Linked DNA regions of Homo sapiens: all the other regions are linked to region 3. A link is a contact called in ENCODE Hi-C or POLR2A ChIA-PET data. All regions are on one chromosome and are shown on one strand. Each heading gives the region's core, a stretch centred on a gene start or an enhancer-like site at or near the end of the contact. The rest is flanking DNA. Distances are from core to core; before and after follow the strand shown. Region 1 overlaps HECW2 (HECT, C2 and WW domain containing E3 ubiquitin protein ligase 2). Region 2 overlaps HECW2 (HECT, C2 and WW domain containing E3 ubiquitin protein ligase 2). Region 3 holds the start of SLC39A10 (solute carrier family 39 member 10).

Region 1 (4,320 bases), core at 879-3,378, 540 kb before region 3:
GTACTAGGAGTGGGTGAGTCGGTACTATCTCTATACCCTAAAACTCATACAGTTGGAGTATCCCTAGTCAAAAAATTTTAAATCTAAAATGCTCCAAAATCCAAAACTTTTTGAGTGCCAACATGATGCCACAAGTAGAAAATTTCACAACTGACCTCATATGACAGGGTGCAGTCAAAAACGCGGTCAAAACTTTGTTTCATGAACCAAATTATGTAAATATGGTATAAAATTACCTTCAGTCTGTGTATACAAGGTGCATGTGAAACGTAAATGAATTTCATGTTTAGACTTGGGTCCCATTCCCCAAGATATCTCATTATATATATGCAAATATTCCAAATTCCAAAGAAATCTGAAATCCAAAGCACTTCTGGTGCCAAGCATTTTGGATAAGGAATACTCTATCTGTATTCTTACAATATAACAGATCCTGTTCACATTCCTGTTTTTAATAAGCCATGTGGCCACACACCTGCTTTATTATCCCTTTATTATCTCATCATTCTCATGGGTCATTACTATTTGTGGCAATTCACTGAAGGCAATTAGAGTCAAATCTTGTTGATAGTAATGAAATGTAGCTAACAATACCTCTATTATTAATTGGTCAAACACTATGAGCCAGTCATTCTATTAAGCATGTTTCTGTTATTTCACTTAATCCTCACATCCTTCTCAGACAAGTTATATAACCACCCTTTTAAAGGTGAGAAATACGGGCTCAGAGTTTTAATAACTCACTCCAAATCACACACTTGTTGATAGAGCTAGAATCCAAACCCAAATATGTCCAACTGCAAATCTCTGGTCTTCCCACTACATTACACTGCATCCAGGAATATTAATTATATTTATTTCATAAGGAAAAGGGATTTATCAGAGTAAAAGTATAGACATGTGACTTTGTAGAAATAGCTTGTTAATAATCATAGTTCCTAAAATTTCTTATTCAGGAGTATTTTTTTTAAGTCAAAGTTATGTAGGTCCCCCAAACAAGCTGTTGTACATTCAGAATAGAATGTTTCCTATTTCATGTCAAAAGTGCAGATTTGCTTCCTGATAAGATGTACTATTTGGAGACTGTCTATTTTTTATTGTGATTCAGATGCAAATAACAGGAAAACATATTTTTTTCCTATCTTGGCAAAAGAAGTATTTCTAAAAAAGAATACTTAATGTAATGATTTAAATTGCTTATTTTGTTATTGTGAATTGGGAGAAAGCAAATTTTAGCACAGGATTCAAAGAAGTAACAATGGCCTACTGACTTAGAAAAGTCCAGCCAGGGAATTTCCCAAGACTCTAAGCCATGAGGCAGGCCCTCAGAGACACTGGCTCCTCTTCCCTGTCCAAGAAAATGAAAAAATGCATAACTACAGAGTATCGAAGAGACACCCAGGCATATGCCAACTCAAAATGAACTACTTTGCAAGGCCTTATGTCCGTGTATTAAAAAAAAAATCTAGCATCAAAAGAGAAACAAAAACCAAACTTGTCTTTGTAATCCTTAGACCACTCAATAAATGGTCATTTATATGTAATATAGCTTTTAAATGGTGGTGAAATGTAAATAAAATATTTTTTTAAATATCCTCTTTTCCTTAGAGAAATTCAGTTCTGAATTTTTAAGGTCAAAATGTTTTCAAAGATTTTTCAAAAGGAGTGTGAAAATTGGCAACAAATAAATTTGAATGTGAAAGACAGTCATACACACACAGACACACACACACACACACACCACACACATTTTCATTTCACTCGGCCTGTTCTAAACTATGTGCTGTTTCTTGTGTTTTCAGAGCGCATACATGTTTTAACCGTCTGGATCTGCCTCCCTACCCATCCTTTTCCATGCTTTATGAAAAACTGTTGACAGCAGTTGAAGAAACCAGTACTTTTGGACTTGAGTGACCTGGAAGCTGAATGCCCATCTCTGTGGACAGGCAGGTTCAGAAGCTGCCTTCTAGAAGAATGATTGAACATTGGAAGTTTCAAGAGGATGCTTCCTTTAGGATAAAGCTATGTGCTGTTGTTTTCCAGGAACAAGTGCTCTGTCACATTTGGGGACTGGAGATGAGTCCTCTTGGAAGGATTTGGGTGAGCTTGATGCCCAGGGAACAACCCAACCGTCTTTCAATCAACAGTTCTTGACTGCCAAACTTTTTCCATTTGTTATGTTCCAAGACAAAGATGAACCCATACATGATCAGCTCCACGGTAATTTTTAGGGACTCAGGAGAATCTTGAAACTTACCCTTGAACGTGGTTCAAGCCAAACTGGCAGCATTTGGCCCAATCTCCAAATTAGAGCAAGTTAAATAATATAATAAAAGTAAATATATTTCCTGAAAGTACATTCATTTAAGCCCTAAGTTATAACAGAATATTCATTTCTTGCTTATGAGTGCCTGCATGGTGTGCACCATAGGTTTCCGCTTTCATGGGACATGAGTGAAAATGAAACCAAGTCAATATGAGGTACCTTTACAGATTTGCAATAAGATGGTCTGTGACAATGTATATGCAAGTGGTATGTGTGTAATTATGGCTAAAGACAAACCATTATTCAGTGAATTACTAATGACAGATTTTATGCTTTATAATGCATGAAAACAATTTTAAAATAACTAGCAATTAATCACAGCATATCAGGAAAAAGTACACAGTGAGTTCTGTTTATTTTTTGTAGGTTCATTATGTTTATGTTCTTTAAGATGTATATAAGAACCTACCTATCATGCTGTATGTATCACTCATTCCATTTTCATGTTCCATGCATACTCGGGCATCATGCTAATATGTATCCTTTTAAGCACTCTCAAGGAAACAAAAGGGCCTTTTATTTTTATAAAGGTAAAAAAAATTCCCCAAATATTTTGCACTGAATGTACCAAAGGTGAAGGGACATTACAATATGACTAACAGCAACTCCATCACTTGAGAAGTATAATAGAAAATAGCTTCTAAATCAAACTTCCTTCACAGTGCCGTGTCTACCACTACAAGGACTGTGCATCTAAGTAATAATTTTTTAAGATTCACTATATGTGATAGTATGATATGCATTTATTTAAAATGCATTAGACTCTCTTCCATCCATCAAATACTTTACAGGATGGCATTTAATACAGATATTTCGTATTTCCCCCACTGCTTTTTATTTGTACAGCATCATTAAACACTAAGCTCAGTTAAGGAGCCATCAGCAACACTGAAGAGATCAGTAGTAAGAATTCCATTTTCCCTCATCAGTGAAGACACCACAAATTGAAACTCAGAACTATATTTCTAAGCCTGCATTTTCACTGATGCATAATTTTCTTATTAATATTAAGAGACAGTTTTTCTATGGCATCTCCAAAACTGCATGACATCACTAGTCTTACTTCTGCTTAATTTTATGAGAAGGTATTCTTCATTTTAATTGCTTTTGGGATTACTCCACATCTTTGTTTATTTCTTGACTAATCAGATTTTCAATAGAGTGAAGTTAAATTGGGGGTCATAAAAGCATTGGATTGACATATGGTTTGCCAGCCTATGGGTTTACAGGCATTGCCCAAACATTTCTTTGAGATCTATATTTATAAGCAGCCATGGAATTCCTATTATGGGATGTTGGCAATCTTACATTTTATAGAGGTCATATGCATAGTTTTCATAGGTGTTTTGTAAGAACTGATTGCTCTCCTGTGAGTTAAGCTATGTTTACTACTGGGACCCTCAAGAGGAATACCACTTATGTTACACTCCTGCACTAAAGGCACGTACTGCAGTGTGAAGAAATGTTCTGAAAAAGGGTTATAGAAATCTGGAAATAAGAAAGGAAGAGCTCTCTGTATTCTATAATTGGAAGAGAAAAAAAGAAAAACTTTTAACTGGAAATGTTAGTTTGTACTTATTGATCATGAATACAAGTATATATTTAATTTTGCAAACTTTTCACTTGTTTGTATTCTTTTCATTATAAGGAAAAGTAGTATAACACACTTTTTTTTAAGTCACATATTTGATGGTATACAAGATGTTTCAGGGCTGGCATTCTCCAAGCAGCAGATAAAGGTTGCATTTCTTTCAAAAATACATTCAAAGACCATGTTATCCTTCATTTTGGTTTGAGACATTTAGTTATGGTATTTCATATTATTAGGTAAAAGATATTTGAAATAAAATGTATCTCTTTAATTATTTCTAACAAATATATTTCTTTATTAAGGCATCCAACTTTTTCCCAAATAACAGTACACTTTAATGTATGTAGACATTCTTAATTAGTATAATCATCTAGTTGATACTGTTCTCAGATTGGGAATTATC
Region 2 (4,334 bases), core at 133-2,632, 640 kb before region 3:
ATAACCTAGTCCAATACTGGGGGAGAAACTGGCTATGTCAGGGCTCTCTGTAAGGTGGCATATTCATCGCCAGTGTGGTATAATTTTGACTGTGTGTTTCTTTCCTAAAACCAGCTTCAGGATTTAATGGCCCATGTGCAGTGAGACTCCACAACATGTTTGTTCTTTAGTAAATTAGTTCAACCATTGTGGAAAACAGTGTGGAGATTCCTCAAAGATCTAGAACCAGAAATACCATTTGACCCAGCAATCCCATTACTAGGTATTTACCCAAAGGAATATAAATCATTCTATTACAAAGATACCTGCACATATATGTTCATTGCAGCATCATTCACAATAGCAAAGACATGGAATCAACCCAAATATCCATCAATGATAGACTGGATAAAGAAAATGTAGCATATATATACCATGGAATGCTATGCAGCCACGAAAAGGAATGAGATAATGTCCTTTGCAGGAACGTGGATGGAACTGGAAGCCATTATCCTCAGCAAACTAACACAGGAACAGAAAACCAAACACCACATGTTCTCACTTATAAGTGGGAGCTGAAAAATGACAACACATGGACACAGAGAGGGGAACAACACACACTGGGGCCTGTTTCAGAGTAGGACTGGGGGAGGGAGAGAATTAGGGAAAAATAGCTAATGCGTGCTGGGCTTAATACCTGGGTGATGGGTTGATAGGTACAGCAAACCACCATGGCACACGTTTACCTATTTAACAAACGTGCTCTTCTTGCACATGTACCCCAGAACTTCAAATACAAATAAAAGTTAAAAAAAGAGAACTAGACACCAGCTGTGGATACTGCCTTACCTTCTGTAGTCTTTATGTTTCATTTTGTTCAAGATATTTTGCTCTGTCTGCTGTTTCCATACATGGGTCTAGAGTTCTGTCAAAGCTTATATATGCATTTCATTACTTATTGGAAGATTAGCCATACCCATGTGTAGTATTTCTGGTGCTTCTGCATGTCACAAGTGGGTTAACATTGGTTCTCCATTCTTTTCTTTAGAGTGCCTACCGCATGTTTACAAACAACACGTGTTTGAAGCACATGATCACCAAAGTCCGGAGGGACACCCACCACTTTGAACGCTACCAGCATAACCGCGACCTTGTGGGATTCCTCAACATGTTCGCGAACAAACAGCTAGAGCTGCCGCGGGGATGGGAAATGAAACATGATCACCAGGGCAAGGTAACACGAGGGAGATGCCTCAGGGAGTGCCAAATGCCTGTGGGCTGCTTGTGGCTTCGACACTTGGCCCTACCCTTCAAGTGAGGGCCAAGGCTCTTTGTGAGGTGAAACATTCCACCTTCTGTTCAAGTGAAACCTGGACAGCAGGTTGTTTGTGACCACAAACAGTGACTGTGCCATTCTGAAGTCGTGGAGGGAGCGGAGGGAGGGCTGTGACGCTGGCAAAGCATTCACTTCTCCCTGGAAACTCTCCTACCTGTCATCTCTCTCTATGCTCTGCTGATTAGAGAAAAGGGTTCTCAGGCAGTGCTTCCTTATCCCTAGTGATACAGCTTGTGTTGTAGGTATTTGAATAAAAAGTTGTGGTATTATTTGGAGAAGGTGGCTAGGAGGTCACTAAGCAAGCAACTACATGAGGTGTGTCTTTGTGACACTGTCTGGGCTTGGGCTTCAGTCTTACTGGTTCAGAACTGTGATTTTGTTAGCACATTAACCAAAACTCACTGATTGATTAATTTATGACAAGAAATATGTAACTGTGCAACACAGGCCAGAATAGCTACATCCGTACTTCCTCTGTAGGTGGATGAACCAGAAAGCCTGGTTACAATCAGGAAGTCATTCTATGAGTAAGAAATCAGAATGAGAAAATTAGTGCTTGTTATAAGGTGACCCTCAGCTAAGATTTAATTTTTATTTAACTCTTATGTAGTACCTACTATGAGCCATGAACTGTTTAAGCTCTTAAGGTCCTCACCACAACTTTGATAAAGCAGTACTATTATTATTGCCATGTACAGATAAGCAGCTCCATGTGCAGAATGGTTCAGTGACTTGCCTGACATCACAGAGACAGGCAGTGGCTGAGCCACGCTGTAGGCCAGCCAGGCTGGTTCCAGGAACCATGCTCTTAACCATGACATTATGCTCTGCAAGTATTGAGTAACCAACCTCAGTTTCTCTGTCTATAAAAAGTCTGGGAATATGTGACTTGAAGGGTAGGGAAAATTAAAATGACATATTTAAAGTATTTAACAACCCTTGGAGTGTTTGTTCAACAAATATTTGTTGAGCGCCTAAGCAAAACAGGTAAGCCAACTACTTTGTAGAACTGTCATTCTCATGAATGCAGCATTCATGTCTCAGAGACAGGCAATAGACAAATAAATAAACATACTATTCTTTGTAGGCCAAGAGCTGATTAATGCTATGATGAAAAATAACGCAACAAATGAGGTCTAGTGAAAGACAGGAATGGAGAATGTTATTTCATAGAGGGTGGTTGGGGAGGATGTCACAGATAAGGCCATAGGTGAGCAGATACCTGAAAGAAGTAAGGAGTAAAGTATATCAACATTCAAGGCAAATGGAACACGTAAAGTACTCAGTAAATGCCATTTACCCCCCAAAGTTCCCTCTAGCAGAGGGAACTTTACCACAATAGCCTCTTACTTATCCTGAACTCAGCTTCCAGCAATATTACCTGAGAATCTATGAGTAGTCAAAATGGTTGTTACAAAATGCATGTATTTTAATGCATGGGAGAAGCCCTTAAACTCTCATTGAAACTACTGACTTGATTTCTGCAAGTGTTTTTAATAAACCTCTAATTCCCAGCCAAGAGAAGATTAGAAGTGGCAAGCATGAAGTTTAGGAGAGATGAAAGAGAATTGGGCTTGTGATTATGTCCCTGGACCACAGGTAAAATGACACTGAATTAGAGTCAGATGGGCGTGACAGAGAAGCCTTTCCAGAACACTGAGCTGGAAGCAGGGACACCAGGGGAAGATATGGCTTTGCTGGTACTATATTTGGTTCAACAGCCTGAGAGCCCAGTGCCTGTAAATATTCCATTGGATGGAAGGGCACAGATGGTCCAAGTAAGGACTTTGAAAAATACTGGTAGTATTATACCTGGGTATAAAAGAGTAGTAGCCCACCAAGAGTTCATCTGTTTTCAGCTCTGACAAGATTTTACCTGGAATCATGAATGAGGAGCTGTGTTCATTAGAGAATCAGAGGTCCAGGGAAAACCCAAGTTAAGATAATGGATAATGCTGCATCTGTTTCTGCTCTGTGTTGAGATTTAACTTGTTAAGGCAGGGGTTGGTCCCTTCTTGCCAGTCATAACTTGCCAGACACACTTTAGGAGAGAGGTTCTTTTACTAACCCCTGAACCTTGAAAAAAGTTTCAATTACATATAGGATACTATTGAAGAAGAGTTGTAATGTATTCTTAAGAACAAGTTCTGTCTCATAGCTTTTATAAAAGTTTTGGTGGTTAAACAGGAGTAAACATTATCTCAACCATGTTCATAACATGACTATACAAAACATCCTATTTTCTGGGGATGTTTTTACTAATCTGGGTCTTACAACTTGAAGTTGGCATTGTAGAGAACCCTGAGTGTAGGCTGGTAGAGAGCTGACCTCACAATCTGCTGCTGGCTTTTACATTAGAATCCTGTTTGGGGTGAAAGATTTGAAGGACCCCTGCCTTGTGGACAAGACAGATTAACAGGCAGACCCAAAAGCTTATCACTTTAGCCTGATCTCTCTCTGTCATGCATTAAGACTTTAATAAGATTTTTAGCTAAGCTGGACACCTTAACTAAAGCAGATTTATCTCCATGCGATTCTCCCATGTAAGTTTCTTTCCAAGTGACCAGCTTCCAGTAGATTAAAATAACTTAAAGGAGCATTCAGGGAGGCTGGTGCTCGGTCTCTGTTTGGCTACTCTGCTTTGGGCTGCATGTTAGGAGTCCTGTCTCCTGTCTTATGAATAGGCAGCTAATAGGTTTTCTGTCAACCCTGGAATTTTAGCCCCTTTTAATTGAATTTAATAATATTTATTTTAAGAGACAGGATCTTGCTATGTTGCCCAGGCTGGAGTACAGTGGCTGTTCACAGATATGATCCCACTACTGATCAGCATGGGAGTTTCAACCTGTGCCATTTCTAACCTGGGCTGGTTCCTCCTACCTTAGGCAACCTGGTGATCTCCAACTCCTCGGAGTTCACCATATTGTTGGGGAACTTAGTGTGGACACCTGATTGGCATAGCACACTGTAGTCCAGAACTCCTGGGCTCAAGCAGTCCTCCCACTTCAGCCTCCCAAGT
Region 3 (4,248 bases), core at 1,023-3,522:
AATTTTCCTTGCTATAATACTACATCCTATCTTCTCCAAAAATCACTTTTGAAAAAGGCACACCCCCTAGATTAGTACTTGCATACGACACTTGAGGCCTACTCAAAGTACTTCAAATCAGGTGCTCAAAAAAAGGGAAGGACCGTGTTAGCTTTTAAGCAGTTAGAATTTAAATTGGTAACAGTAAGAACTAGTATAGGTTATCATGCAATCTATTATTGATGTCATTTCCTATGAGGTCTTCCCCAACCACTTTTTTTAAAGTAGCACCAAAGTCATTCTTGCACAGGGGTTCTTATCCAGGCGTCTATGTACGGAACGCAGAATGTTTGTAAATATGGACAGGTAAAAAAAGAAAAAGATTTATCTTAACCTCTGACATTTACTTATCTCTTCAGTTACGAATGCAGGCAAAAATTACAGCGATGTGAAATACCTGATAGCAATTTTAGATTAAATTTAAGCCAAATTCTTTAAAGATCATTTACAGTCCTCACTAATGCTTTACTAAAATATAGATGTCATATTTAATATCTTCATTATTTCATAACTGGTTTCTGTTGCAATTCTATGTATTTCATACATTTAAAACCATCATTCTGTGGTTCATCACATAAAAAAGTTAAAAATCCATACCAGCACATCATTGTTTTATTTTCTTCACAGCACTTATCACTGATATTATATGTTTCCAGTAAGGAGCCACTGGAGTAACCAGTGTCTGCAGAATGTGCGTTGTCTGGCATGGATCCAAGATCTAGAAAAAGTAACTGACTCATATTAAGGTACTCAAATATTTGTACAATAGAGTCCTAATACAAAACAATACACAGGAGTCTTGACTTGAGGCTTTCAATTGCATACTAAGTTAGAAGGAACTAAGTTCTACATCTCCAGCTTTTCCATTACTTGCTTTTTCTTAATTATGTACAATTTAGATACACATCCAAAAAGAAAACAAATACAAACCTATTCTAGTTTTGCTCCAAGAATGACTCAGTTCCAATGTAAAATTAGAGGACTTAACAGCAAAAGGCATAAATAAAAGTTTCTTTTAAAAAACAGTATAACCTACCATACTTTTTGTTTTTTTCTAACATGTGTTTTGTGTCACTGTTACTTAGAATAGGTACTCGAGTGAACGACCCTTCCAACGGAGGGCTTCAGGTTCTGCAGTGATATTTCTTCCTCGTGCCAGATCCTTAGTACAGCCCATGTGGACAGGCTCCCACGTGAACATTTCTTTACAGAAGCCACAGGAAGACCTTGAACGTCATGTTGCTCGCGCCCTGGCAAGGCCCCCGCCCTTCTTAGCTGGGGCGTTCGAGGGACCCCAGGAGAGGCAAGGAGTTCAGCAGATTCCCAGACCCGGAGAGGCGGTGCGCGAAGGTTCCTCTACGCGATCCCCCTGCCGCGCCCCACATCGCTCTCCACCTAAGGGCTTTCCGGAACAAAGCCGTGCGGCCGCGCCACCTCCGGCCCACCCGGCCTGTCCCACCGACCCGGCCCCACCCTCACCCTCAGCTCCAGGGACCCCCAGCAGGCCGAGATCTTCACACCCCCGCGCTCCGCCTCGGCTTTTCGGTTGGTCCGGGAGAAAACTAGTAGGAGCAGAGGCGCCGCCGTCCGTTAGCCTCGGTCCGGAACAGCGGTGCCGAGGCTCCATCCCGGGGTCCCCTCGCCCCATTACAGACCAGAGAGAAGGACTGGAGAAGAAAAAACCGGGGCGCTGGTCGCCAAGCCCCCGAAGACCTGCCTACAGATCCCCAAAGCCTCGCCCGCCCGCGCCTGCGACGCCATCCGCGGCCGGCGCGCAGCCCCCTAACCGCCGCCACCCGCCCAGCGGTCACTCCCCCACCCCGGGCGCGGCCCGCGAGGCTCCGCCAACCTCCACAGGAAGGTGAGGGGGGCGCGAGGCTCCGCACGCGAAGTGGATGCCGCCGGCTCCCGATCCCGCGGCCCGCAGCAGCCCAGACCGCACACGAGGAGCCGCGGCGCCCAACACTCTGCCCACCACGCGCTCTGCTTCGGCTGGCCGCCGCCGACTGCAGCAGCTGCGGGAACCCCAGCGCCCGCATCCCCGAGGGAACCAGCCCCGACTCCCCGGTTCTGTTCTCCCTTTCTACCCCCACGCCGTCCCGGGACTCGCAGTCTCCGCCGCGCACGGGGCCGGTTCTGGGGGAGGGAATGTAAACAAATCGGGGTTTTATAGTTACCTCACACTCGAGTGCCGTGTGCATCTCCTCTCCGCTCGGTACCAAACCCCGGCTGCACCAAATCGTGTATTCACCAAAGCAGACTGCGCTAACTGCGTCGCAGAAACCGGCGCGTCTGACACCCTGCTACGCTTGCGGCGTACAAGGTCCACTCAGCTCCCTGCGCAGCCGCACCCCGTCCGCCTATGGGTGCTACGCTATGGGCGTACACGCGCCACCTAGCTATTCACTTCGGATAACGCCAGTTGCGTAAAGGAGTCGCACTACTCACGGATTCCACATGGATCGTCCGAGGAATAGGAAATTCAAGTCTACGCAAACTGCGGAGTTCCGTGGCTCCGCGCTAGTTTTGTTCCAAGAAAGAACGCCGCGGGGGAGTTGGGGCGGCTTCTTAACGCATGCGTGGAGCGCCCTTTATCATTCGCCTTTTCTCCTGGCTTTCGAACGTCGGTTGCTGAGGCCTTGGGCAAGGCGAATGAGTAATGGAAGCTCTAAACCCAAACGCTTTAGCCAAAAAGCTTCAGAGTGATCAACTGGAATGTTCATCTGTATACGAGTTAAACATCTACGTTAAGTTAACCCCGCCCCCTTTGTTAAAGTAACCTTTTCAGTCTCTTAGGGCAACAGCGAACTTTATTTAGTGCTAAGTGCGAGGTGTTTTGCCTAGCTCCCCTTCCCACCCATTTAATTCTAAAGCACACTTACTGCGGGTCTTCCAAACCTAAAAGAAAAAGTTGAGTCCTGAGAACATGTCACACATGTAGAGAAATTCTCGAGGCTTTTGGCAACTTTCCAAGGTCTTCACTCCTCTACTCCTCAACTGATCGACTATTTCTTAACACTCTATGACAAAAAAATCCCGATCCAGCCAAGCAGTTCCATGGACTTGTGCCTACACCGTGCTCATTCTTGCCCTTTGCTCACGCCATACATCCCATCTAAATTGTCTCCTCCCCTCTTAAGCAACCACCAACCCACATTTTCTTAAAAGGTGACTCTGGACGTCTTATTTTTGCTTCATTACTCTGCTTCCTGGCTCTTACTTAATCCACATGTTGAGGCGTATCTGCATTCCGCCTGGGGTGCCTGTGTTTCTATATCCAACCAGAATCTACTTAACACAGCGAGTTCTGGGGGTGCCTTACTGGTGTCTAGTAGAGAAAATAAAACCATGAACAGCAGTAATCGCAGGCTTGACTGTGTGTCAAGTACTCCACATATATATTAATTTAATCACCATAACACGGTGAGGTAGGAAACTGAGGCACACAAGACTTTAACTTGCCTGGTATCACAGAGCAGGTAGAGAAAAGAGTTGGGATTTCCAAACCCATTCAGTATGGACGGCTAGGTAGTCCCGCTAACCTGCATATTATACCTTCATGAAAGAAGGTTATTTTTTGTTTTGTATCTCTACAAAAAACATCCAAAACAACGAAAATGGTGCTTGATAAATGCCTACTGATTGCCATACGTAGTTCAGAACACTGAACTACTCATATGCCCTTTTCCTTGTTTGGAAAGCCAGAGCATGGACCTCACTCCTGCTTACAAAGGGAGAAGTCCTGAGGTGTGGAGAAAAGAGATTAAGCCTGAGTCCTAGTTTCAAGTCTCACCATTGCCACTAAATGTGAGACAATAGCTGTGGTCCTCAGATTCATTGATAAATTAAGGGGATCGTTTTAAATATATTCTAAGGTTCATCCTAGAACTAAAGTCCTTAGAGTTCATAAAATCATGATAGTACATCCTTTGTGTGCAAAGCATAAGAAGCTTCCAAATTAGCTTGATATTTTATGGCTCATACTTATTTTATTGAACACATTATTATCAACACCCTTAAAACATACATAACCTTTCTTTCAAATATCAATAAGATATAGCGCTTGCAGTCCTTACATTTTAGGGCACCTACACTGCTTTTTTAGTTATGGATATACAAGGCTAATGTTCAGCTGGTACACACAAGTACGGCTGAACCAACTAATCAAATACTGAAATACTTCAATGCAAGTTGGTTAACAGCTGCAAC

Evidence for each region. A loop is a pair of places that touch in the nucleus more often than their neighbours do. ChIA-PET counts read pairs that join two places held with the same protein, here RNA polymerase II (POLR2A). Pooled maps may share reads with other maps.
Region 1: a loop to region 3 is called in a pooled map, with 3 times the contacts of the local background. The contact joins the enhancer-like site here to the promoter of SLC39A10 in region 3. A Hi-C loop is called at or near these places in 1 of 168 maps with a recorded cell type or tissue (naive thymus-derived CD4-positive, alpha-beta T cell) and 9 of 50 pooled maps. POLR2A ChIA-PET finds 5 or more read pairs at or near these places in 3 of 52 experiments (CD4-positive, alpha-beta T cell, HEK293 and activated CD4-positive, alpha-beta T cell).
Region 2: a loop to region 3 is called in a pooled map, with 2.6 times the contacts of the local background. The contact joins the enhancer-like site here to the promoter of SLC39A10 in region 3. A Hi-C loop is called at or near these places in 1 of 168 maps with a recorded cell type or tissue (CD8-positive, alpha-beta T cell), 2 of 37 single-sample maps with no recorded cell type and 3 of 50 pooled maps.

The regions. Positions count from the first base shown.
Region 1 is chr2:196,198,871-196,203,190 of GRCh38, reverse strand. It overlaps HECW2 (HECT, C2 and WW domain containing E3 ubiquitin protein ligase 2), which reads left to right. Exons shown (of 29, transcript NM_001348768.2): 29 at 1,803-4,320. The coding sequence ends at 1,914. Among named protein-coding and RNA genes, the nearest start is that of STK17B, 29 kb to the right of the region's middle. Within about 2 kb of position 2,128, at least 4 of the 41 ENCODE cell types and tissues checked have a DNase peak (open chromatin) inside an H3K27ac peak, as active enhancers do; they include CD4-positive, alpha-beta T cell, where a contact is called at or near this core.
Region 2 is chr2:196,289,444-196,293,777 of GRCh38, reverse strand. HECW2 (HECT, C2 and WW domain containing E3 ubiquitin protein ligase 2) reads left to right here. Exons shown (of 29, transcript NM_001348768.2): 14 at 1,028-1,213. It also overlaps the pseudogene RN7SL820P. Among named protein-coding and RNA genes, the nearest start is that of HECW2-AS1, 32 kb to the right of the region's middle. Within about 2 kb of position 1,382, at least 10 of the 41 ENCODE cell types and tissues checked have a DNase peak (open chromatin) inside an H3K27ac peak, as active enhancers do; they include CD8-positive, alpha-beta T cell, where a contact is called at or near this core.
Region 3 is chr2:195,655,250-195,659,497 of GRCh38, reverse strand. SLC39A10 (solute carrier family 39 member 10) reads right to left here and starts at 2,272. Exons shown (of 10, transcript NM_020342.3): 1 at 2,217-2,272. RefSeq lists silencers at 1,504-1,603, 1,804-1,923, 1,954-2,003.